2 separate regions of the Homo sapiens genome follow, and region 1 is linked to region 2. Evidence: chromatin loops called from intact Hi-C (ENCODE). Cell type or tissue: PC-9. All regions are shown on one strand. Each heading gives the region's core, and the rest is flanking DNA. Links, peaks and the distances in the headings are about the cores only.

The links. A loop is a pair of places that touch in the nucleus more often than their neighbours do. Peaks named below come from ENCODE experiments on the same cell type or tissue, not always from the same donor. Only the 100,000 strongest peaks of a DNase experiment are listed, where the experiment ranks them.
Region 1: a loop joins it to region 2, with 3 times the contacts of the local background. A loop is called at or near these places in 4 of 110 quality-filtered maps.

What each region holds. Positions count from the first base shown.
Region 1 is chr6:24,518,445-24,530,238 of GRCh38, reverse strand. It overlaps ALDH5A1 (aldehyde dehydrogenase 5 family member A1), which reads right to left. Exons shown (of 10, transcript NM_001080.3): 6 at 9,695-9,838; 7 at 7,314-7,472; 8 at 2,073-2,242. Among named protein-coding and RNA genes, the nearest start is that of ALDH5A1, 29 kb to the right of the region's middle. RefSeq lists silencers at 7,736-7,785, 9,155-9,204. In PC-9, for the core only: CTCF peaks have their summits at 5,053, 5,256 (motif pointing left), 8,890 and 9,092 (motif pointing right); no DNase peak of the experiment used is centred there.
Region 2 is chr6:25,011,999-25,023,792 of GRCh38, reverse strand. It overlaps LOC102724765 (a long non-coding RNA gene), which reads left to right. Exons shown (of 2, transcript NR_187803.1): 2 at 8,210-8,841. It also overlaps a transcript of RIPOR2 not described here and the pseudogene ASS1P1. Among named protein-coding and RNA genes, the nearest start is that of RIPOR2, 82 kb to the right of the region's middle. In PC-9, for the core only: CTCF peaks have their summits at 5,617 (motif pointing right) and 10,404; DNase peaks (open chromatin) are centred at 5,702, 6,102 and 7,282; H3K4me3 peaks cover 754 bases; H3K27ac peaks cover 2,644 bases.

The sequences.
Region 1 (11,794 bases), core at 1,644-9,643, 490 kb after region 2:
GGGTGGGATGGAAGCCAGAATGAGTATATCTGAAGAATGCATTAATATGCTGGCAGATGAGGGGAGGGACTCGCAGAAGGCATCAGGAATGAATCAGGAATGAAGAGATGGAATGAAGAGACAAGAGAACTAGGGCACAGAAGTAGAAGTATCACAATAATAGACTACTTGGAAGGCTAGAAAAGCATAAATGAAAGGAAGAAGAATATCTGGAAAAATAATGACAAAAAATTTTCCAGGACTAAACAAACCTGTTAGATATTAATGAGCTGGGCATGGTGGCTCACGCCTGTAATCCCAGCCCTTTGGGATGCTGAGGCGGGTGGATCACTTGAGGTCAGGAGTTCGAGACCATCCTGGCCAACATGGCGAAACCCTGTCTCTACTAAAACTACAAAAATTAGCAGGGCCTGGTGGCGGGCGCCTGTAATCCCAGCTACTCAGGAGGCTGAGTCAGGAGAATCGCTTGAACCCAAGAGGCAGAGGTTAAACTGAGCTGAGATCGCAACACTGCACTCCAGCTTGGGTGACAGAGCGAGACTCCATCAAAAAAAAAAAAAAAAAAAAACCCAAACCAAAACAAAAAAACCGTATTAAAGATATTAGGACCTCAACTGAAAAACCTCACTGTGTGCCATACCAGATAGTAAAATTTAAGAACATCAAAGATCAAGAGAAATTCTAAATGTTTCCAAAGAGAAAAAATAGATTTCTTTCAAAGAAGCAAGAATCAGATTTCTTGGCAATAACCCTGGATAAAAGTAGATAAAGAGGCCGGGCGTGGTGACTCACACCTGTAATCCCAGCACTTTGGGAGGCTGAGGCTGTTGGATCACTTGAGGTAAGGAGTTTGAGGCCAGCCTGGCCAACATGGTGAAACCCTGTCTCTATTAAAAGTATAAAAATTAGCCAGGTGTGGTGGCACATGCCTGTAGTCCCAGCTACTCGGGAGGCTGAGGCAAGAGAATCGCTTGAACCCAGGAGGTGGAGGTTGCAGTGAGCCGAGATCATACCACTGCACTCCAGCCTGGATGACGGAGTTAGACTCCATATCAAAACAAAAAACAAAAAAAAGAAAAAAAAAGTGGATAAAGGAGTAATATCTCCAAAGGGTTGAACCTAAAATTTTATCCAGGTAAATTATTATCTACTTGTGAATGGGAGATAAAAGACCACAAAACGACACAGAAAGTTCATGTCCTATGGAGGCCAATGAAAGAATCCTTTGAGGTATAATACATTAAGAAGGAAAATGAGTTCAGGTCTGAGCACGGTGGTTCATGCCTGTGATCTCAGCACTTTGGGAGGCAGAGGCAGGCGGATCACTTGAGGTCAGGAGTTCAAGAACAGCCTGGCCAACATGGTGAAACCACATCTCTACTAGATTACAAAAAATTAGCCAGGCATGGTGCGCGTGCCTGTAGTCCCAGCTACTCGGAAGGCTGAAGCACGAGAATCGCTGAGATCATGCCACTGCACTCCAGCCTGGGTGACAGAGCAAGACTCCATCCTCCATCTCAAGAAAAAAAAAAAAAAGAGTTCAGCAGAAAGTAAGAAAAAGTAAATTAAAGAATTTGAGGCCAGGCATGGTGGTTCACTCCCATAATCCCAGCACTTTGGAAGGCCAACGCAGGACTACCTGAGGTCAGGAGTTCGAGACCAGCCTGGCCAACATGGTGAAACCCCATCTCTACTAAAAATACAAAAAATTAGCCTGGTATGGTGGTGGGTGCCTGTAGTCCTAGCTACTCTGGAGGCTGAGGCAGGAGAATTGCTTTAACCAAGGAGGCAGAGGTTGCAGTGAGCCAAGATCGCACCATTGCACTGCAGCCTGGGCAACACAGTGAAACTCCATCTCAAAAAGAAAAAAAAAATAGAATTTGATAAATTTTATGGTCCAAATAAGTTATGATTTTTTTAAAAACCCATAAATTGCACTCTGCTCTTCAATGGACTCAACACAACTGTCTGCCTCCTGGCCAGACCTCAAAGCAGCCCAGGAATCTCTTTCAGGGTTTCCTATGTTCTCTTCTATTCTTCCTCCCATCTCCCCGCTGGCTGGAGGATCTTACTTGATAACTGGTGCCAGAGGCCCGAAAGTCTCTTCATGAGTGCACAGCATGTCCTGGGTGACATTGCACAGCAGGGTAGGCTCAAAGAAATTTTTTCCAAGTTGGTGTCGTTTTCCACCTGTCACAACGGTGGCACCTTTAGAAACGGCATCATTCACCTGTTTCTCCACCTGTGTAATGAGGAAGAAAAAAAGCTTTCCACATGATACAATCTTTTAGAATGTTTAAACTGCAGAAAACTATAACTAGTTCCATTTTTTTTTCTTTTTCAAAAAAAGTAGGTTAACAATAAAGCATGCTGGTTTCCTTTTGTAGAAGGAACCACATTTGCAGAGATTCAGAAGCAAGAGTGCCACCTTCCTCCTTGGTCTTTGATATCTTCTAGCTGTTTGATCTTCCTATTTGTTGAATGGTCTAATATATATTCGCTTCTTTCTAGGCCTGCGGCTCAGCCGTTTGCTTGGATTTGCTTTCATTGCATTCTGCGGTTATTTCTAGCTTCTTGGATCCCATGTTGTCCTATTTCCTGAACTGAGTTTTTGTTGCTTTCTGACACACATAATCTCAAGTAGTTGTTATTTATTTATTTGTTTTTGAGATGGAATCTCGCTCTGTCACCCAGGCTGGAGTGCAGTGGCATGACCTTGGCTCACTGCAACCTCTGCCTCCCAGGTTCAAGCGATTCTCCTGCCTCAGCCTCCCGAGTAGCTAGGATTATAGGCACCCACCACCGCGCCCGGCTAATTTTTGTATTTTTAGAAGAGACAGGGTTTCATCATCTTGGCCAGGCTGGTCTCGAACTCCTGACCTCGTGATTCACCCGCCTTGGCCTCCCAAAGTGCTGGGATTACAGGAGTGAGCCACGAGGCCTGGCCAAGTAGTTGTTTTAAAAAAGATGCACTGGATGTGGTCTAGTTTCTGAATTTTCATACACCAAGTTTCTGGTGTTTTGTACTCCACCTGATTGATAATTTGCTTGAGTACAGAATTCTGATACAAAATAACTTTCAGAACTTTGAGTGCACTTCTCCACTTCCGGTGTTGCTGAGGAAGTTTGAGCCAAAAATGGTTCTCACCCTTTTTCTTCTTGATAGCTTTTTCCTCTCTGAAATCTCCTAGGATCTTCTATGCTCTGATATTCTAAAATTTTAGCAATACTATATATATATATATATATATATATATATATATACACACACACATATATATATATTAGATATATATATAGAATATATAGTAGATATATATAGAATATATATATAGTAGATATATATATAGAATATATATATAGAAGATATATATATATAGAATATATATATATAGAGAAGATATATATATATTCCCTTTTCATTCATCCTACTTGGTAAGCAGTGAAATCTTTCAATCTGCAGAATAATTATTTTCCCCTAACTCTGAGAAGTTTCCATCTATTATTTACTTGGTAATGTCACTTCCTCCATTTTCCCAATTATTTCACTCCAGAACTCCTACTACTGGACGGGTATTAACAGGAGTTCAGATTAGTTCTGATTTTTTTTTGCATTTCTATTATATTTTTTGCCTCTCTATAGTTTGCTTTAAACTCCATAAGATCTCCGAAATTTTATCATCTACTTCAGGTACCGAATCTTGTGACAGTCATATGTCTAATTTCTACAGACTCTTTGTTTTCATTGCTTCATTTCCTAGAACATACTTCTTTTTTTATTATTATTATACTTTAAGCCTAGAACATACTTCTTATTAACAGTTTACAGATGTACTATCTTCCCAAAACTCTTGCAGGACACTATGAGATTTTTAGAAAATTTCCTTCCAGTTCCCTAATTTATCTGCTTCCTTCAGGGACTATTCTGTTTGTTCTTCCTGACCTTTCCTCTTATGTGCTGGTGGTTTTCCCATCATGATCCTTGGTTGTTCATCTTTCTGAATGAAGGACTGAGTTGTCGAAACTAACCTGGTCAGCTCCTTCTCAGCTCCAGCAGTGTGTTTGGGGGACACACACACACACAAGGACTGGGTTGATCAATTTGGGGATGTGTGGCATGAGTGGTCTTTGCTGTTTTAAGCTTGGGTTTATTCTAACTTGCAGGCTTCACATAAGGGCAGCTCCCTTCCCCAAAAGGCAAAGTCGAGAGAGCCCTACCCTGAGGTACCTAGCCTCGCTCTTGAAGCTGTAGTCTGCCTAGATACCTACTATATTTCTTCAGAAAAGCTGTCCTGCCCAGAACAAATGCCTCTGCTGTCTCATGTGTCTTGGTGGTGGTCGTGGTGAGAAGGGATGGTGGGAATGACCCAGAAAATTGTGCAGAAGTAGAATCAACCAGCTTCATCTCCTCCCCTCCTCCTATTCCTACTTTCTGTAGCCACCAATTCTAGAAAGGCTCTGTCGTTTAAAATGGCACCAATTTCCTCTGCAGGGTTCCCCTGGGTAGACCCATCTATTTTGACTTCTGTTTTGACTTCTGTTTTGTTGCTCAGGCTGGGCTGGGGTGCACTGGTGCGATCTCTGCTCACTGCAACCTCCGCCTCGTGGGTTCAAGAGATTCTCTTGCCCCCGCCTCCTGAGTAGCTGGGACTACAGGTGCTTGCCACCACACCTGGCTAATTTTTCTTTTCTTTTTTTTTTTTTTTAGAGATAGGGTTTCACTGTGTTGGTCAGGCTGGTCTCAAACTCCTGACCTCAAGTGACCCACCCGCCTCAGCTTCCCAAATGCTGGGATTATAGGCGTGAGCCACTGTGCCCGGCCCTCAGCTGAATTTTCTATAGGGTTTCAGGAAGGTAAATATAGGTGTGAGTGCATTCTGTCTTTGAGACTGACTCTTTTGAAATCCATGCCCCTCCTGCAATGCTCTCATAGTGCATCACCTGCAACTAATCCCCATCGGCTAGGATGGCTTACTTTCTATGAATTTTATATTATAAAAATAATTCTACTTAACAAAAATACCCCCTTCCTCCCCAAATATAATCTGCTCTGCCCTTTTCTTGTCATATTAATGTGAGATGCAGTGTTTTTTTCCTAGAACCCACTCTATGACAGTATGTACACTAAAGCCAACACAATGAAGTGTTTTTAAACAAGGTGGTTTCCACCAAATTTCTCTCCAGCAAAAAAGAAATCTCGCTGTCTGCTTGTTTGAAGTCCTGGCGTACAGCACCATCTGGAGGACAATGTCTGCGTCTTCCCTTTGGGGAAAAAAATCTTCAAGACAGAGTGGTTTCCCAGACTGGCTGCAAACTAGCATCATACTGGGGCACTTAGAAAATGCCAATGCCTAGGCTGACTACACATAAATTAACACCTAGTCTTCTTGGATGGGTCCCAGGCAACTGTAGTCGATAAAGGCACGGTGTGAGTTAAGGACCACCACTCTAGGACTTGAACCACAGCTGGCCTAGACCCAAATTGCCTTCACTAGACAAGTGAATACCCCTGCCTTGTCCCCAAGGTCCAAAGTCACCTCTAAAATGCAGGTGGTTCCAATGTAAATTTTAATGTATTTTCTTTATCTAGAGTAATCCCAAGACAGTAACTAGAAATTTATCAGAGCTCTGTCAAACCTCGAGGCTTCCCTGGGTTTCCCAAGGCAATGGATGTGGGTTCAGCTGAGTTGACTGCCCACGGGGTGGAGGCAGCCATGGAGTCAGGGCTTGGTTCTCAGGCTCTGAGGAGGTTGAGGAACAGCGGTGGGGCTGTGCTTCCCATGATGAGTACTGACTTGGCTGTCACTTGCTTCTGGTTCTTCAGTTGCATCCAGGGGCTGGCTGTGCCTCCACTGTGTGTCTCCCTCTGACCACCTCTCCTCCCTTCTTTCCCACACACAATCTTCAGCTTCTACTGTCTTCCTGATTTAAAATATTCCGTTAAAACCATTTCTGGGTAGGCATGGTGGCTCACGCCTGTAATCCCAGCACTTTGGGAGGCCGAGGCAGGTGGATCACCTGAGGTCAGGAGTTCGAGAGCAGTCTGGCCAACATGTGAAACCCCAGCACTACTAAAAATACAAAAAGTAGCCAGGCGTGGTGGTGGGTGCCTGTAACCCCAGCTACTCGGGAGGCTGAGGCAGGAGAATCAATTGAACTCAGTGGGGCGGAGGTTGCAGTGAGTCAAGACTCACCACTATACTCTAGCCTGGGCAACAGAGCGAGACGCCGTCTCAAAAAAAAAAAAAAAAAACACAAAAAACTGGATGTTTGATATTACAAGAAACTTTCTTGTGACTCCAAAATGGATTTTTTTAAAACAGTAGAATAAGGAGAGAAGTCTCATATAGCTAGTAGTATGGATTATAACATTTTTTTAAACAAACAAATCTTTCCTAAAAGCAGTTTCCCCTCAATATCTCTAAATCCTGAACGCGGCATCTGTGATTCTGCACCCCCGGCTGGGATACTTTCATGAAGGACTGTTTTAGACAGGGATTTTGTCATCAAGAGAAGAAAGAACAGGACAACATCAGCATTACAGCCGAAACGCAAACCATCTCAAAACCAAGCCAGTCTTCCATTCCATAGGTGTTCCAAAAGATGAATGAACTTTGTCTCAAGATCCTAATTGCTGAGGCAGTGAGGGATAGAATTATCATCACTATAACAAAATTTAGGGAGGACAGTAAAGAGCTACAGTGACAGACCGCATGGGGACTTGGTGCAATGGCAGGGCTATAGCAGCTCATGACCAGACAACAACCCGATTCATATAACTGGTAGGCAGAATTCACTTTTCTCAGGTTTCTCCATTGTTTACAAAATAGGCTTGCTGGGCACTTTACCAAAATGACTTTTTTGTTTTCATTTTTTTTTTTTGCCTTTTAACATCATTTTTTTTAGCTATTATTAATTTTTTACTTATTTTAACCTTTGTGGTTTTTGTATGAAAACATCATTGAAAATTCCATTCGATTCCATGTATAGATGTAGATCTCTCATACTCTATACTCTAATCAGGATAGTTAGCACATCTATCGCCTCAAACATTGATCATTTCTTTATACTGGGAACGTTCAAAATCTACTCTTCTAATAATAGCTATTTGAAAATATACAATACATTGTTGCTAATTACAGTCATTCTACAGTGCTGTAGAACACCAGAGCTTATTCCTTCTGTCTAGCTGTAATATTCTGTCAACCCACCCCTCTCTATCCCCACCCCTCCAGCCAAAGTGTTTTTTGCTGATTAAGCTTTTCATATTGAAACCATGAAATTTACTTTCACAAATAATACAATATACTTACCTTTTCTACCGCTTTTTCATTAATTAATGGGCCCTGAGTAGTTCCTTCCTCAAATCCATTACCTACGCGCAGGTTCTTCTTCATGGCCTCGGCGAATGCTTTTACAAAGGCATCATGGATGCCCCTTTGCACCAAGAATTGGTTTGAGCAAACACAAGTCTGGACAGGAGACAAAAACAAACCCACACAGTCTGTCAGAAGCTGCAGACCTGACCAGTGAACGTGTGGCTGCTACCGCCTCTCTGTGAAAACACTTCCCTCGGTGGTTGTCATGTGCTCAAACTGCCATTTTCCTCCTCACGTGGGCTTGGCCCCAAAGATAAAAGCACTGAGTCAGTGCATGTTCCCCTCCAGTTCCCTCCACAGCTGCTATGCTACACAGCTGCTATGCATCAGTGATTAGTTGGCAATAAGCACCTGTACACACACACACACACACACACACACGAAAGAAAAGAAAAAAAAGCCACCCAATCCATGTTTTTTTCAAATGGCTTTTATTTTGTTTCCCTGGGGGGTGGGGAAAGAGTGCAATTCTCCTAGGAGACTGTGATGCTGCAGCAACAGCAGAGGCTAAGAGGAATGTGGTCCAACACCAACTTATAGTCTTTTGTTTTGCTGACACAGGGTCTCGCTCTGTCGCCCAGGCTGGAGTGCAGTAGTGATGAGTTCACTGCAGCCTTGACCTCCAGGGCTCAAGTGATTCTTCCACCTCAGCCTCCCAAGTAGGTGGGACTATAGGCACTTGCCACCATGCCCAGCTAATTTTTAATTTTTTTTGGCTGGGCGCAGTGGCTCATGCCTGTAACCCCAGCACTTTGGGAGGCTGAGGTGGGTGGATCACCTAAGGTCAGGAGTTCGAGACTAGCCTGGCCAACATAGTGAAACCCATCTCTACTAAAAATAGAAAAATTAGCTGTAGTCCCAGCTACTCAGGAGGCTGAGGCAGGAGAATCTCTTGAATCCGGGAGGTGGAGGTTGCAGTGAGCTGACATCATGCCACTACACTTCAGCCTGGGCAACAGAGTGAGACTCTGTCACACAAAAAAAAAAAAAAAAAAAAAAAAATTGTAGAGACAGAGTCTCACTCTGTTGCCCAGGCTGGTCTCCAACTCCTGGGCTCAAGTGATCCTCCTGCTTTGGCCTCCCAAAATGCTGGGATTACAGTTCTGAGCCACCATACCTGTCCCCAAGTTGTAGCCTTACAGTGTAATTGATGGTAACATATATTGACATTTTGTATTTATGAAGGAAAATATACTTATTTCAGACAAAACCAAGCTTATTTAGGTTATGTGGAAGGGAAAAACTTAATTACCAAAGGCCAAGGCAAGGATGAAAATTATTTGATAGAGAATATCACACATTTCAGTTTTTTCACAATATAACCTTTCAGGGATATTTACTCTGTTTCTAGAATGCATTTAAAATTACATATTGATGGTACTTTTAAGATGAATGCTTAAGAATATTTAAGAAGGCAGGACCCTGGCAGCAGCTTGGATAGAACTGGAAGACAGGAGCCTTGGCTCAGAGTCCCAGCTCCTCAGCAGATTTGACACTGTGGCCCAAAGACGTCTGATCTCTAAGTCACTTTTTCTTTCTAGAGTTTCATTTCCTCATCTCTAAAATGCAACGTTTGTAGAGCTGATAACTGTGAAGGTCCCTGACAGATCAAATATTCCAGGATTTCCTAGGAAGACATGAGCTCAGGCCTCTGGTCTCCCAGGACAGCCTGGATGCTCCTCTAAAACACTGCTGGCGTGGGCCTGTGCCCTGTAGAGGGCACCTCTGAGGCTCCCTCCATCTCGGGACAGCGAGGCCCCACTGGGTCATAGCAGGCAACAGGGTTTTGAGTTATTCCAGCCACCACCCTCCTCAACATTTTCTTACTTTCTTTCCCTTGGCCTCAGAGACCCCAATTGTTCAAGGCTGTTCTGTGTCTGAGGAGATTATATCCGTTCAGTAGAAAAAAGATCAATGAAAGAAAACTATAAAAATAACCAGATTAAAAGGATAGGGGAAAGAAGAAAACAGAGAACAATTTGACTAAAGGACATCTGCTGTTCAGAAAATTATTTGAAGCCAGGGACTGTACCTTATTTTGGGGGGGCCCCTCTGAGCCTAGTATAACCCTGGTAATAAAAAGTAAGGCATATACTAAATATTTGCTGAAAGAGTCAATGAATAAAGAATGAATAATGGAAGGAACCCAAAAGTTTCCTTATGGGATATAAGGCAGTAGAGGTGGTGGGATCTTTGTAACACACACACACGCACACACACACACACTCACATGCACACATATCACACACACACACATACACACACTCACACATGCACACGCAAACACACATCCTGAAATACTCTCCAGGACTCACCTGTCCAGTGTTCCTAAATTTAGATGCCATGGCCCCTGCTACAGCCTGGTCCACGTTGGCACTGTCAAATACTATAAATGGAGCAAGGCCGCCCAGCTCCATAGAGACCCTTTTCACAGAGTTTGCTGCGTGGTGCAACAGGATCTGTGAGCAGAGGAGAGAAAGCTGTGAGCACAGAAATCCATTACCAGGATTGTTAAGCCTTTGTTTAAAAAAATTACCAAATGGTGAAAAAAGCAAGGTGCACAGTGGTGTACATGGGATAACTTTGCATAAGAAAACGGAGAAATAAGAATATATATTTACATTTGCTTGTATTTGATAAAGAAACATTGGGAAGAGGCTGGGTGTGGTAGTGTGCACCTGTAGTCCCAGCACCTTAAGAGGCTGAAGTGGGAGGATTACTTGAGGCCAGGGGTTCCAGACCAGCCTGGGCAGCATAGGGAGACTCCATTTCAAAAATTAAATAAATAAATAAATTAGTAAAATAAACACTGGGATGACAAGACACTAAAAGTCATTATTTATAGAAAGAGGGAGTGAGTCAGGGTTGGGGTAGGGTGAGACTTGTCATGGTAAACATTAATACTGTCTTAATTTTTCAACCATATAAGTAAGTGTTTATCTATTCAAAACAATTATATGATGGGCTTAAAAATCATAGAGATAAGAAAATAAAATCACCTAGAATCCCACAACCCACAGCTTACACTGATAACATTTTAAAGTACATCCATTTAGAATGTAGCCATGCAGATTCAGGTACATGTACATTTAAAAAAAAAAAAACAGGATGGTATAATTATATAATTATACCGTTTCGTAACCTGCTTTATCTTCCCAATGAATCACATATTTGGGACGTCTATCTTAAAATTTTCATAACCCTTTATATCTTGCTCCTTTAATGTAACACTCTAATGTGAAGATCCTCTTGTGTCAGCACATATGTTTCTAGAACTTTATTTATTATTATTATTGAGATGGAGTCTCGCTCTGTTGCCCAGGCTGTAGTGCAGTGGCGCAATCTCCAGTTACTGCAACCTCCACCTTCTGGGTTCAAGCAATTCTTCAGCCTCAGCCTCTTGAGTAGCTGGCATTACAGACATGTGCCACCACACCTGGCTAATTTTTGTATTTTTAGTAGAGATGGGGTTTCGTCATGTTGGCCAGGCTGGTCTTGAACTCCTGACCTCAAGTGATCTGTCTGCCTCAGCCTCCCAAAGTGCTGGGATTACAGGTGTGAGCCACTGTGCCCGGCCTAGAACATTCCTTTAGATGCTTGCATAGTATTCCACTGCATGGCTCTTCTGTAATTTATTTATTCAGGCCCCATCTGTTGGACATTTAGGTTGTTTCCATCCTTGCCATTAAAAAAACGCTGTGGATCGCGCCACTGCACTCCAGCCTGGGCTACAGAGCGAGACTCCATCTCAAAAACAAAACAAAACAAAAGACAAAAACACTGTGATGATTCTGTCAGGATGAACATGTAGAATTGCTAGCTCAATGTATAATCATAAGGCTTTTGGTACCTATAGCTATTATAGTTTAAATATCCAGTAAGAGATTTCATAGCCTAAGAAGCTGCTTAGGGATGTTTAAATGCTTTATTAAGGATAGTAGGTCTTTGTCTAGTCATGGCTGCAGGAAAGATGGGACCACACTTGAGATAGTTCGAGTGAAACAGACGGTGTTCGCAAGCCCAAGGTGGCTCTAGGATTGCCCCCCAAGTGTTGTACATTCTGAGGTCATGAGTTTTGTGACACGGTTCTTGGTAAAAACACAGAATGGCTGGAAAGCTAGGCCTGTGTGGGTACTGTGTATGTGTCTGTATGTTAATATTCCAGCAATCAAATGGTAGTAACAATCTTCTCTGAAACATTACTGTTCAACAAAGTAGTTCAAGTTTTAAGACTAAACATATTTCTTTATCGGACGCAACATAACTATTTAAACTTTTTTTATGTTTTTATTTAAAAATTTTTAAGAAACGTCATTGACTTTTCCTGGATTTGCTTCAGTGCAAAAATGATTCTCACTGTTGGGTCACTCCATTTTGCCTCCACCTGGCCTTGAGCACAGGTCCTGTCTCTGGTG
Region 2 (11,794 bases), core at 2,459-10,458:
AGGTGACCAACGTCAACGATGGCTCCACCCACCCGACCTCCTTGGAGTTCTTCATGTACCTGAACGAAGTCGCGGACAAACACGGTGTGGGCTGTACTGACATCGTGGAGAACCGCTTCACTGGAATGAAGTCCCGAGGTATCTATGAGACCCCAGCAGGCACCATCCTTTACCACACTCATTTAGACATCAAGGCCTTCACCATGGACTGGGAGGTGTGCAAAATCAAACAAGGCCTGGGCTTGAAATTTGCTGAGCTGGTGTACACCGCTTTCTGGCATAGCCCTGAGTGTGAATTTGTCCGCCACTGCATCGCCAAGTCCTAGGGGCAAGTGGGAGGGAAAGCGCAGGTGTCCGTCCTCAAGGGCCGGGTGTACATCCTTGGCTGGGAGTCCCCACTCTCTCCCTACAACGAGGAGCCGGTGAGCATGAACGTGTAGGGTGATTATGAGCCAATTGATGCCACCGGGTTCATCAACATCAATTCCCTCAGGCTGAAGGAATAGGAATATCATCGTCTGCAGAGCAAGGTCACTGCCAAATAGACCCCTGTACAATGAGGAGCTGGAGCCTCCTCAATTTGCAGATCCCCCAAGTACAGGCGCTAATTGTTGTGATAATTTGTAATTGTGACTTGTTCTTCCCGGCTGGCAGCGTAGTGGGGCTACCAGGCCCCAGCTTTGTTCCCTGGTCCCCTGAAGCCTGCAAACGTCGTCATTAAAGGGAAGGGTGGGGGGCAGCTGTGGTGGGTAGCTATTAAATGACAATTAAAAGATACACTAGTAAAAAAAAAAATTGACTGCTCTGAAAACGAGTCTACTGGGCAGTGACATTCACATTTCTGAAATTAATGCATACTCTATTTGCATTTTCTCTTTTTCCTGTCTTCACCTGTCTTTGACAATTAGTAAATAAATCCCTAAACCTTATAAATATTATTTTGGGCTAGCCATGGTTGCACCATCATGTTTGTAATCCCAAAACTTTGGGAGATGGTGGGGAGAGGACTGCTTGAGCCCATGAGTTCAAGACCAGCCTGGACAACATAGTGGGACTCTATCTCTACAAAACAATCAAAAAATTAGCTGGGGTGGTGGCACACACCTGTAGTCTAGCTACTCAGGAGGCTGAGGTGGGAGGATAGTTTGAGCCCAGGAGTTTGAGGCTGCAGTGAGCCATGAACACAACCCACTCCAGCCTGGGTGACAGAACAAGAACCTGTCTAAAAAAAAAAAAAAAAAAAAAAAAAAAAAAAAAAAATGGAAGGTACCACATTAGTTATATGTGTTACGTTAAAAAGAAATATTTGTCCTTTACTTATGAATTAATGATTAAGCAAACTGTAGGTATATCCATACAATGAGATATGACTCAGCAATAAAAATGAATGAACTGAGGCATGCAACCACATGGATTATTCTCAAATGCATTATCCTAAGTGAAAGAAGCCAGACTCAAAAGCCTACATACTGTATGATACCACTCATAAGACAGTCTGGAAAAGACAAAACTATTAGGACAGAAAGCGAATCATTGGTTGCCAAGGGCTGGTTAGAGAGGTTGACTACGGAGGCATGAGGAAACTTTTTTCATATGATGTAACTCTTCTGTATCTTGATTGTGGTGGTGGTTACACTACTGTATACATTTGTTAAAACTGGTAGAACTATGCACTAAAAAGGGCTAATTTTACTCCATGTAAATTATACCTAAAAACAAATGTATCTAATCCCATCAAAGTGATGGGTTCATTTCTACATAATTACAGACCATTTTTTTTAAGTTTAATGTTTATCTTTCCCTTGGCACCAAGTTTCTCTTATAAACCAATTACTTGATCTGAAGCATTAAGGAATTTAGGAATGTTTCATGTAATAGGGTGGATTTCAATCTGGTCTCTCACTGACTCAGACTATAGACAAACTCCTCAGCTAAATGTTGGGACCCTCCACAGTCTTGTCACATTTGCCACAAATTTAATTTCCTTTTTTTAAAAGATCTTTTTAATTCTATAGGTTTTTTGGGAACAGGTGGGATTTAGTTACATAAGTAAGTTCTTTAGTGGTGATTTGTGAGATTTTGACCCATCAATCGAGGAGTATACACTGAGCCCAATTTGCAGTCTTTTATCCCTCACCCCCTTCCCACCCTTTCCCTCTGAATCCCCAGAGTTCTTTGTGTCTTTCTTATGCCTTTGCATCCTCATAGCTTAGCTCCCACTTATGAGTGAGAACATACAATGTTTGGTTTTCCATTCCTGAGTTACTTCACTTAGAATAATAGTCTCCAATCTCACCCAGGTCACTGTGAATGCCATTAAGTCATTCCTTTTTATAGCTGAGTAGTATTCCATCGTGAATGTATACCACAATTTCTTTATCCACTCATTGATCGATGGGCATTTGGGTGCCACAGCCTTAATTTCTATAATCCCCTTGCATCATCCTTCTTCTTAGAGCTGGTCTCCTCACTGCCTCTAGCACTCAAAGCTCATACCTTTTTTCATATAGTCACCCTGTCCAGAAATGCATTCCTTCTCCCTTTCTTCTGCCTCCTCCTCATCTCAGTTCTATCATCAATAAATACTCACGAAATGAGCACTGTCCTATATGCAAAGGAAATAAAGATTAAACTAGCTGGATGCAGTGGCTCACACCTGTAATCCCAGCACTTTGGGAGGCCGAGGTGGGTGGATCACCTGAGGTCAGGAGTTCGAGACCAGCCTGGCCAACACAGTGAAACCCCTTCTCTACTAAAAATACAAAAAAATTAGCCAGGCATTGTAGTGGGCACCTGTAATCCCAGCTACTTGGGAGGCTGAGGCAGGAGAATCATTTGAACCCAGAAGACGGAGGTTGCCGTGGGCCAAGATCACGCCACTGCACTCTAGCCTGGGCAACAGAGAGAGACTCCGTCTAAAAAAAGAAAAGAAAAGAAAAAAATTAAACTAGACATGAACCTTGTCCCCAAAGAGCTTCCAGGAAATAGAACTTATAATAGCATGTTAAAAGTTGTTTTGACAATATTATTTGTGAATTTTATTTTCTTTTATCTCATTGGGGCTATCTAATTTTGGACATTGAATACCTGTTTGGTAATAAGAGGGGAAGGCAGAGATTAAGGATTAATAAATGGTTTGGACTAGAGGTTTTCAGACTTTTGGAAGTGACAACTAGACATTAGGATATCAAAAATCAGAAATTGCCAGTATCAGAAAGGAACTGGTGGGTGGAGATACCTTGTGGAATCTCATTACAAATGGCAGATACATCCATCTTAATCTATGTTGATGCTCTCATTCACAGTAAGAATCAAGATGAATATCACATTGACTTATTGGATAGTACAGGGAAAATTTACTCTTGGAGAAGCCTAATTAATTGCAATGAGCAGATTCTAGAAGGAAAAATATAACCTATCTCAGGAAGGCTCCTGCATGTTTTATTTCAAATCCTGCTTAGTTCTGTTTTCATTCTCTAACTAAATCAGAAGGATCATTTGGCTGAGGGAAAAGTGTTCTTTTTTTTCTTGCACAATTTTCACTAACACATAAGGAGACATTCTACTTGTTTATTATAAATGACTTACTTGGTTTATTATTCCAACAATAGCAAATTAACATTGTCCAGAAAAACCTTTAATACTAGCTGATTTTTAATAAGACATATTGTGATACATAATACTGGAAATAATTTTTAAAGTAAAGAACTATACAAATGAGACATAAAAATATCCTGTAATCCCACTATCCAGATATAACTATTAATATTTTGAAGTATGACTTCCTAGTCTTTTGTTTATATACATATTATATATAATAGCTGGGATCACACCATGTATTCAGTTTTGGTAGTCTTCTTTCAATTAATGTAATATAAAAAATCCCCATGATAACAAGAATTCTTCAAAAAACTGGATTTTTAATATGGTAGCTACAGTATATTATCATACTTATTGACATCTTTTTCTTTTTTCTTTTTCTTTCTTTCTTTTCTTTTTTTTTTTTTTTTTTTTTTTTGAGACAGAGTCTTGCTCTGTTGCCCAGGCTGGAATGCAGTGGCACGATCTTGGCTCACTACAACCTCCGCCTCCCAGGTCCAAGTGATTCTCCTGCCTCAGCCTCCCAAGTAGCCAGGACTTACAGGCACGTGCCACCACGCCCGGCTAACTTTTTGTATTTTTAGTAGAGAGGGGTTTTTTTTTTACCGTGTTAGCCAGGATGGTCTCGATCTCCTGACCTCGTGATCCACCCGCCTCAGCCTCCCAGAGTGCTGGGATTACAGGCGTGAGCCACCGCGCCCCGCCGACCTCTCTTTCTAACTTTTCACTAGAATTAATATCTTTATACAATTATTAGCTATGTTCCTGATTATTTTCATAGAAAAGGCTGCTTTATGTTTGATCCTAGAGTATAAATCAAAGGGCATACGTTTTTTAAGGCTCCTAATACATATTGCTAAATCGCCTTCCTTGAGAGTGGTAATAATTTCTCCTGAGAACATTACAGTATGCCTGCTTTCTTAACAACTATGCCACATATTAGAGTATTTATGTTAAAAACATATGCATTTGTCAAATGTGGGACCATCTGGGCATCAACAAGAATAATGCTTGCAATAGATTAAAATACATCAAATATAAAAATCTATGAATTCCTAATGAAACACAAAACATCACTGCTCACCTTTGAAGGTTGCCGGACACTATTTTGTTATTCTAAATATATATTTTAAAGAGATTGATCACATATTTGTTCTTTCTTTTCTGTTTGAACTGTATTTCAAGCTAACTAAATAGATGATGAGAAAATCCCAGCTAATAGGTATATGAGTAACAATAAAACTTATACCATCACTATTTTGCAGTCCTCATGAAACAATGGATGGAGACAATGATCATCAATAGATATCCAAACTCTCAATGAAAAGTTATTGGGGAACTTTATAATAGAGGATTCCAACTGACATTACCTCTACCCACAAATCAATCTTAATATCATGATAAGTAGGACAGCTAGGCACGTGCTTCAGGATTTGATTAATATAGCATCATAGAGTATCACCTATTATCTTGCCAAAAATAGAACTGGGATTTAATAAAATCTAATCGAGATCTTACTACTAGTTTATAGGAAATGTAAGGAATACAAACAAGTTAAACATATTGGAGGAAGCAATTCGCGCAAACCAAAATGTGGAAAATTCTACAGGGCAAGTGATAAATTTTTTTAATAAATAAATACATTGTGTTTGTTGGAAGGGGTGAGGGGTATAATCAAACAATTGGTTAAGGAGCGTTCTATATAGAAAAAACATCTGCTTTTAAAAAATGGAGAAAGAAAAACTGGATAATAAAATCTTATTTATTACCTATTTGAAATCTAATAGTATTCAATGAATATCATATACAAACTCTTTTTTGGTGGTAGATTATTCTGTATATGAGTGGGTTTGCTTCTGTCAAAATTTAAAACATTTTCTTTATGTTTCTGATTTTCCAAGAGGAACGTATTTCAGTTTGCTCTTTTCATGTAAAGCATTAGGAAGAAGTCTTCTGAGCTAGCCAAGATACTGCGTTTGAAATTGCAAGGTCAGTTCAGGCACTCTGGGTAGTAACCATCAGGTGGCGCCGCTCTACAGCTTTTCTAAACCCAACATGAAACCCTTCAGACTTTGAAATAAGCAAGGAGGTAAGAGCAGTCACAGGAAACTGATACAGTCACCAAATACTTAAGCTCAATGCTATGGCTTTCCTAGGTGATATTACGAAATTGCTTGTATTTCTATGTTCATCCTACCTGTTGTCATCCCTCAGTACTTAGAGATTTTAAGCAGAAACGTGTTTTAACTATTCTACTAAGAACCAAAATATCAATGTTGAACTTCCAAGAGAATATTTCTGTCATAGGTGTCCTGAAGACTTTACAGAACTTTTCATTTTCCTTTTGAAACCAATGCAAGCCCACTGGGCTGTGCCAGGGTCCACACTCCCTCACTTTGCTGATTCCTGCATTCCCATCTGTCAAAAAACTGTTGTGAGCTAACCTGAGCTCCCACACCGCAGCTACCACTCTCCTGGGTCAAAATACAAGAACAGTGAATCACAACCTGGCCCTCTGGGCGTTTACCACTTGGTTACTCCTGAACAAATTAGAGAACAAGTAAGAACTAAAACTGAAGGGCACTGAATAGGGGTGATAGGCGTGGCCAGGTGAGACCAGAGGGCCGGAAGGACTTTGTGGAAGAGGGGACACCTGAATTAAGTCTTAAAGAAATGGGTTGATTTGAATACATACCAAAAGTAAGAAAATCTGGGGAGCATCAGCAAATGTGTGCATAAACTGCGAACTCAAAGCCTGTAAGCAGGCAACAGAAAAAAGCAGGCGATCTAGATGTAAGACAGTAAAAATGGGGGAGGACTGTGGCAAACAACCGAGCTTTTGCTCTGCCTAAATGGCATTTATGCCATTTTTCTTTTGAGACAGAGTCTGTCACCCAGGCTGGAGTGCAGTGGCGCAATCTCAGTTCAGTGCAACCTTTGCCTCCTGGGTTCAAGTGATTTTCGTGCCTCAGCCTCCCAAGTAACGGGGATTACCTGGCTAATTTTTGTATTTTTAGTAGAGATGGGGTTTCACCATGTTGGCCAGGCTGGTCTTGAACTCCTGACCTCAGGTGATCCACCCGTCTCAGCCTCCCAAAGTGCTGGGATTACAGGCGTGAGCCACCGTGCCGGTGCCACTTCTTTTAACACTGTTCCAGTCCCTACCTCCCCACAAAGTGTCTGCCAGCTGGCTGCATGCTGGTTTGCAATCTCTGGGAGAGGCTGGCTACTTTCTTTAGATCTTTTGTTTCCCTATGTTATCAACTTACCATGTCTAAGTGAAGCACCCAGAATGTGAATCCCCTAGAAGATATATACAATGAGAGGATCTTTCTCCCTAGGTTTTATTCCTGGAAATTTTTAGAAACCCAGAACTAAAATTGGAATTAATAAATTTTTCTAATTATGAGATAGAAAAGCAGAAGTAACAAGAGTTTGAAATTTTAATGTCAGAACTTTTTTGAAGAATGTTCATAATTATAGCAAGGGAAGAAGTGATGAATCAGTTAAGGGAACTTTATTATCGCCAGACACAAGACTTTTGTTGTGTGTTGCTTGTGACGCTAACTCCATCTCTAGTTACTTAATGTTCCCAGATTCGTGACTATTTTGTCATTCAAAGATCAAACATTTCATTTTCCTTCCTTCTCTTTCCTCTTAGGTGTTTCAGCAGCAATTAAGTCATGCTGTGGAATGCTTAAGTGCAGTAACAAATGTCATGAAAACTGAACATACAGCTAATTTTACTTCTCATGAATAGAGTTCCTGTGGTTTCACTTCAAGACTAATGGAGGGGATGCATTCCATCCTTATTCTCTACTTTAAATCGCTGAGATTAGCTTCAGGGATCCAGCTTCCATTCAGCCTAAATTTTTCAACATTGTGGGCTTATTCCATATAGTTCTGATCTCTTGTTGATGCCCTGGGCCTCAGGAACTACTGGAATGAATTGTTATTTTTTATTCATTTTTAGAACTGCATTTTTAGGACGGGGAGTGGTGGCTTATGCCTTAATCCCAGCACTTTGGGAGCCCGAGGCGGGTGAATCACCTAAGGTCAGGAGTTCGAGACCAGCCTGGCCAACATAGTGAAACCCCCGTGTCTACTAAAAATACAAAAAAATTAGCTAGGCATGATGGCGCCTGCCTGTAGTCCCAGCTACTCCGGAAGCTGAGGCAGGAGAATGGCTTGAACCCAGGAGGTGGAGGTTGCAGTGAGCCGAGATCATGCCATTGCACTCCAGCCTAGGTGACAGAGTAAGACTCCTTAAAAAAAAAAAAAAAAAAAAAAAAAAAACCAAAAAACCTGCGTTTTTAAGGGGAGGCTTTCCAACCATGATTAACTTCATTTTCTGTAGGTCCATGAAAGACCTCCTCCTCCTTCTCCACCTCCCTCTACAATATATGAGTATTTTCTCCACCTCCCTCTACAATATGTAAGTATCCTACCAAACCTCCATGAAAAGGTAAAGAAATGTACTTTGGAAGGAATAAGCAGGAGAGGGACTTCCTTTATTTCCCAATTACTATAATACTATTTGGCATCAGTTAGTAAACAGGGTTTGAAAAGGAAATGAGGATTTGGTAAAAGTGACTGAATTGTCCCACAGTTTTTACAGAGTCAAGAGGATCCTATGAATTTCCCACTGGGTTAAAAATATGACACAATCCAAGGAGACAGCATACCCAGTAGTGCCGTGTAGACTGTCGTAAACACCGTTTCACCAGGCTGCACAGATGATGCTGCTCTTCCCTTCACCTCCCATCCTGTCGAAAAGGTTTTGTTATTTTGTGCTCATTTCAGAAGCTGATGTGTAAATGGTGTGTATTTCTGTTGCCATGACAACCCAGCAGCAATTGGCCTGGGCTTCTTACCAGAGTACAAATGTGCTCTTGACACGATGCTTATCAGACTTTGCCAGACAATTTTCCCTCCTGGATTCACACAAAAGGTTTCGAAGACTCCTAACTGCATTTAGAGGAGAGACAGGCTGAAATTTCGCACTTGGCTCACATGAATGATGAAGCTCTAAAGCTCTGATCCCCTGCTGAAGTCATCGTGTTCTAGTCTATCATTTCAGTACTCTGGGGGCAACTCTGTATAATTAAAGAGGACCAAGTATAAATGTGGCAAAAAAATCTTGCTGGCTACCAGAACTGGGCTTTTGTTGATGTTTCATGTGACACATAACTGTCTCTGCATTTAATAAAAGGTCACTGTGACTGCCTATGTTCTTATTCATATTTTGGCTCGTCAAATTTGTGTGTAGGTGCCATACCAAGAGAAAAACAAAACCCAACAATGCAAACAAACTGAATGATCCCTCGGGCCCTTCTCACACACTCGTGGGCTCTGTTTTGTGTCCTTGTCCCTAGTGACCAAAAAATTTCAACTCATAATAATTTGTGCCATGTTACACACAACTTTCGATCATTTAGGGATGGACTGTCTAAATTTTGGAGCTCTTTGGTGCCTTCATTTCTCCTCCTTGTCCTTCCCACTACTGCTGTATCTGCCATTTTGCCAGCATCTCTTTCAGAGGGCAAATAGAGGAAATGAAACACACATTGTTTAATTTGACACTTATTAGCACCCCTCCAAAGGCTTTTATTAGGACAATGGGAACTAGTGAAATGACTTGTGGGGATTATCTGTGGTTCATGCCAACCCTGTTTCCAGAATCATGTGCAATCTTTAGTTGGCTCTATTTCGAAATAGCTTCTATTAGTTATCTCATTATTTCGATAAGGTAGCTCATGAAGTCAAATAAATACCAGCTGCTTCTTTAAAAAGAAATCTTTGTGTCTCTCAAAAAGTGAGAGCTATTGAGATGTGAGGTAGAAAAGGCTACAGGATATTTCAAGGTGATTGTAGTTTTGTTTGGATCCTACTTACCAGTTGCAAGTTGACCCATTGAAAGGAAAATTAACTACATTAGGATTCAGCCACAAATGTCAGCCGTGTCTTCAAGCAAGCGGTTTAAAGCTCACGGATTTCAGTTCCCTCATCTGTAAAATAAGAAAATTTGACAACATTAATTCTAAGGTCTGCTCCAGGCCTAAAATTCTGTTTCCCTCTGGGAATTCTGGAAAACCTAAGCCCCAACCTTGCTGATGCATTTTGATAAATTAGGGTTGAAAAATACGAGGGGTAACCGTAAGAGAGAATCATCCAAAAACCCAAAATCAACATTGAAGCCACTTCCAGTCCTAAATTTTTGGCCTGCTTCCCAAAACTTCCCTCTACCTCCATCTCTTTACCTAACTCCTCACTCCATAATCTTTTAAAATAAAAAGGCAACGAAGAAAGTGCAAGTGTCTGGCTTGAATTATTAGCTTCCTTAAATTCAGTGTGCCTATTGTAGAAAGGACTTTTTTACATGGAGTGGGAGACTGAACTACAGGAACTCCAAGCACCATTTCAACACTCACTTTCTGATTTGAAAATTTGATATTAATTATACAAAAGAGCCAGTGCAGAGAACCCCTATAGGCCCAGGTCACAAACTTGTAGTATATCAGCCCACAGATGTTTTGTTTGGCCCACAAATATGATTTACATTTCCGTTAAGTTTGGTTGTCAGCATTTAAAACATAAAGATTTTGCATGAAAAAAAATTCAGGTGTTCAGTGTCTATTTGTAAAACTGGCAGAGCTGATGAAGGTGGGCTCACCTCCCTACAGTCCCCTGATGCTCAAGGGGCCGCCCCTTCAGGCAAAGCAGGTGCTCCCCCTTCAGGCAGAGTAGGTGCTGCCCTCCCAGTATACCACAGTCCACACCCCGCTATAGCCTCATTCATTCCCCCTGCCCTACACTGTGCACAGGGGAGTTGCAGATGCTTGACTTACTGGCTCCTCAAGGAACACCCGTGGTCTTCAGACCACCACTGAAGAATCACTGTTCTGAAAGAAAAAAAAAATCACTGACCTTTCAGAAAATACATCCTGAGAATTATCCAATCAAACGTTAGAGCTTCTTTGGGGAGATCCATGCTTATTTAATGATGTTTTAAAAACAAAGAAAAGAAAAAAGCAAAACAGCAATCTGAACATCAATGACAGCTGTTCAGTAGGTGGGATGCTATTTTTGCTTATTCTAATGAACACAGTGTGCCAGACAGCATTCTGCAGATGCTCACCTCTCTGGAAGAAAAAGGAAAAAAAAAAAAACCCAGAGATGGAGTGCTATTTAATCAGACCACTCTCTGATAAGAGAATAACTAGTGATCCTGGCCCCCCATCCCCTCCGTATGGAGGCAGGGATTGTGCAATCTGTTTTTTTTTAAAACAACTTTGTTGAGATGTGATTCATATACCATAAAATTTGACCTTTCAAAACATACAGTGGTTTTTAGCATATTTGCCAAGTTGAGCAGCCATCATCACTATCTAATTGCAAAATGTTTTCACCACTGCAAAAGGAAACCCGGTCCCCATTAGCAGGCACTCCTCATTCCAATCTCCCCTTCCCCCAGCCATAGGCAAGCACTAATCTACTCTCTATCTCTATGGATTTGTATATTTTGGATATTTTATATAAATAGGATCATCTGATCATAAGTAACATTTTGTGTCTGATTTGTTTCAATTAGCATAATGTTTTTAAAGCTAATTTATTTTGTAGCATGCATCAGTACTTTCATCCTTTTTATAGACAAATTATATTCCATTGTATGGATAAACCACATCATGTTTACCCATTTTCTCTATTGATGGACATTTAGGTTGTTTCTTTTTGGCTATTATAAAAAATGGCACTGTGAACACTTGTGGACAGGTCATTATGTGTATATATGTTTTCATTTTTCTTGGGTTTATACCTAGAACTGAAATTGGTGGATCATATGGTAATTCCATATTTAACTTCTGGAAGAACTGCCAAATTATTTTCCTCAGCGGCTGAATCTTTATATTCTCATCAGCAATATATGAGAGCTTCAATTTCTCCACATTCTCAAGAACATATGTTATTATATTATCTATCTTTTTTAGTTTAACCATCTTACCAGGATCTCATTATGGTTTTAATTTCTATTTCCTTGATGACATATGACTCTGAGTATCTTTTCATGTGATTATTAGCCATTTGCATATCTCCTTTGGAGAAATGTCTATTCAAACTGTTTACCCATTTTAAAAATTTGGTTATTTGTCTTTTTATTGTTAGTTTTAAGAGTTCTCTATATGTTCTGGAC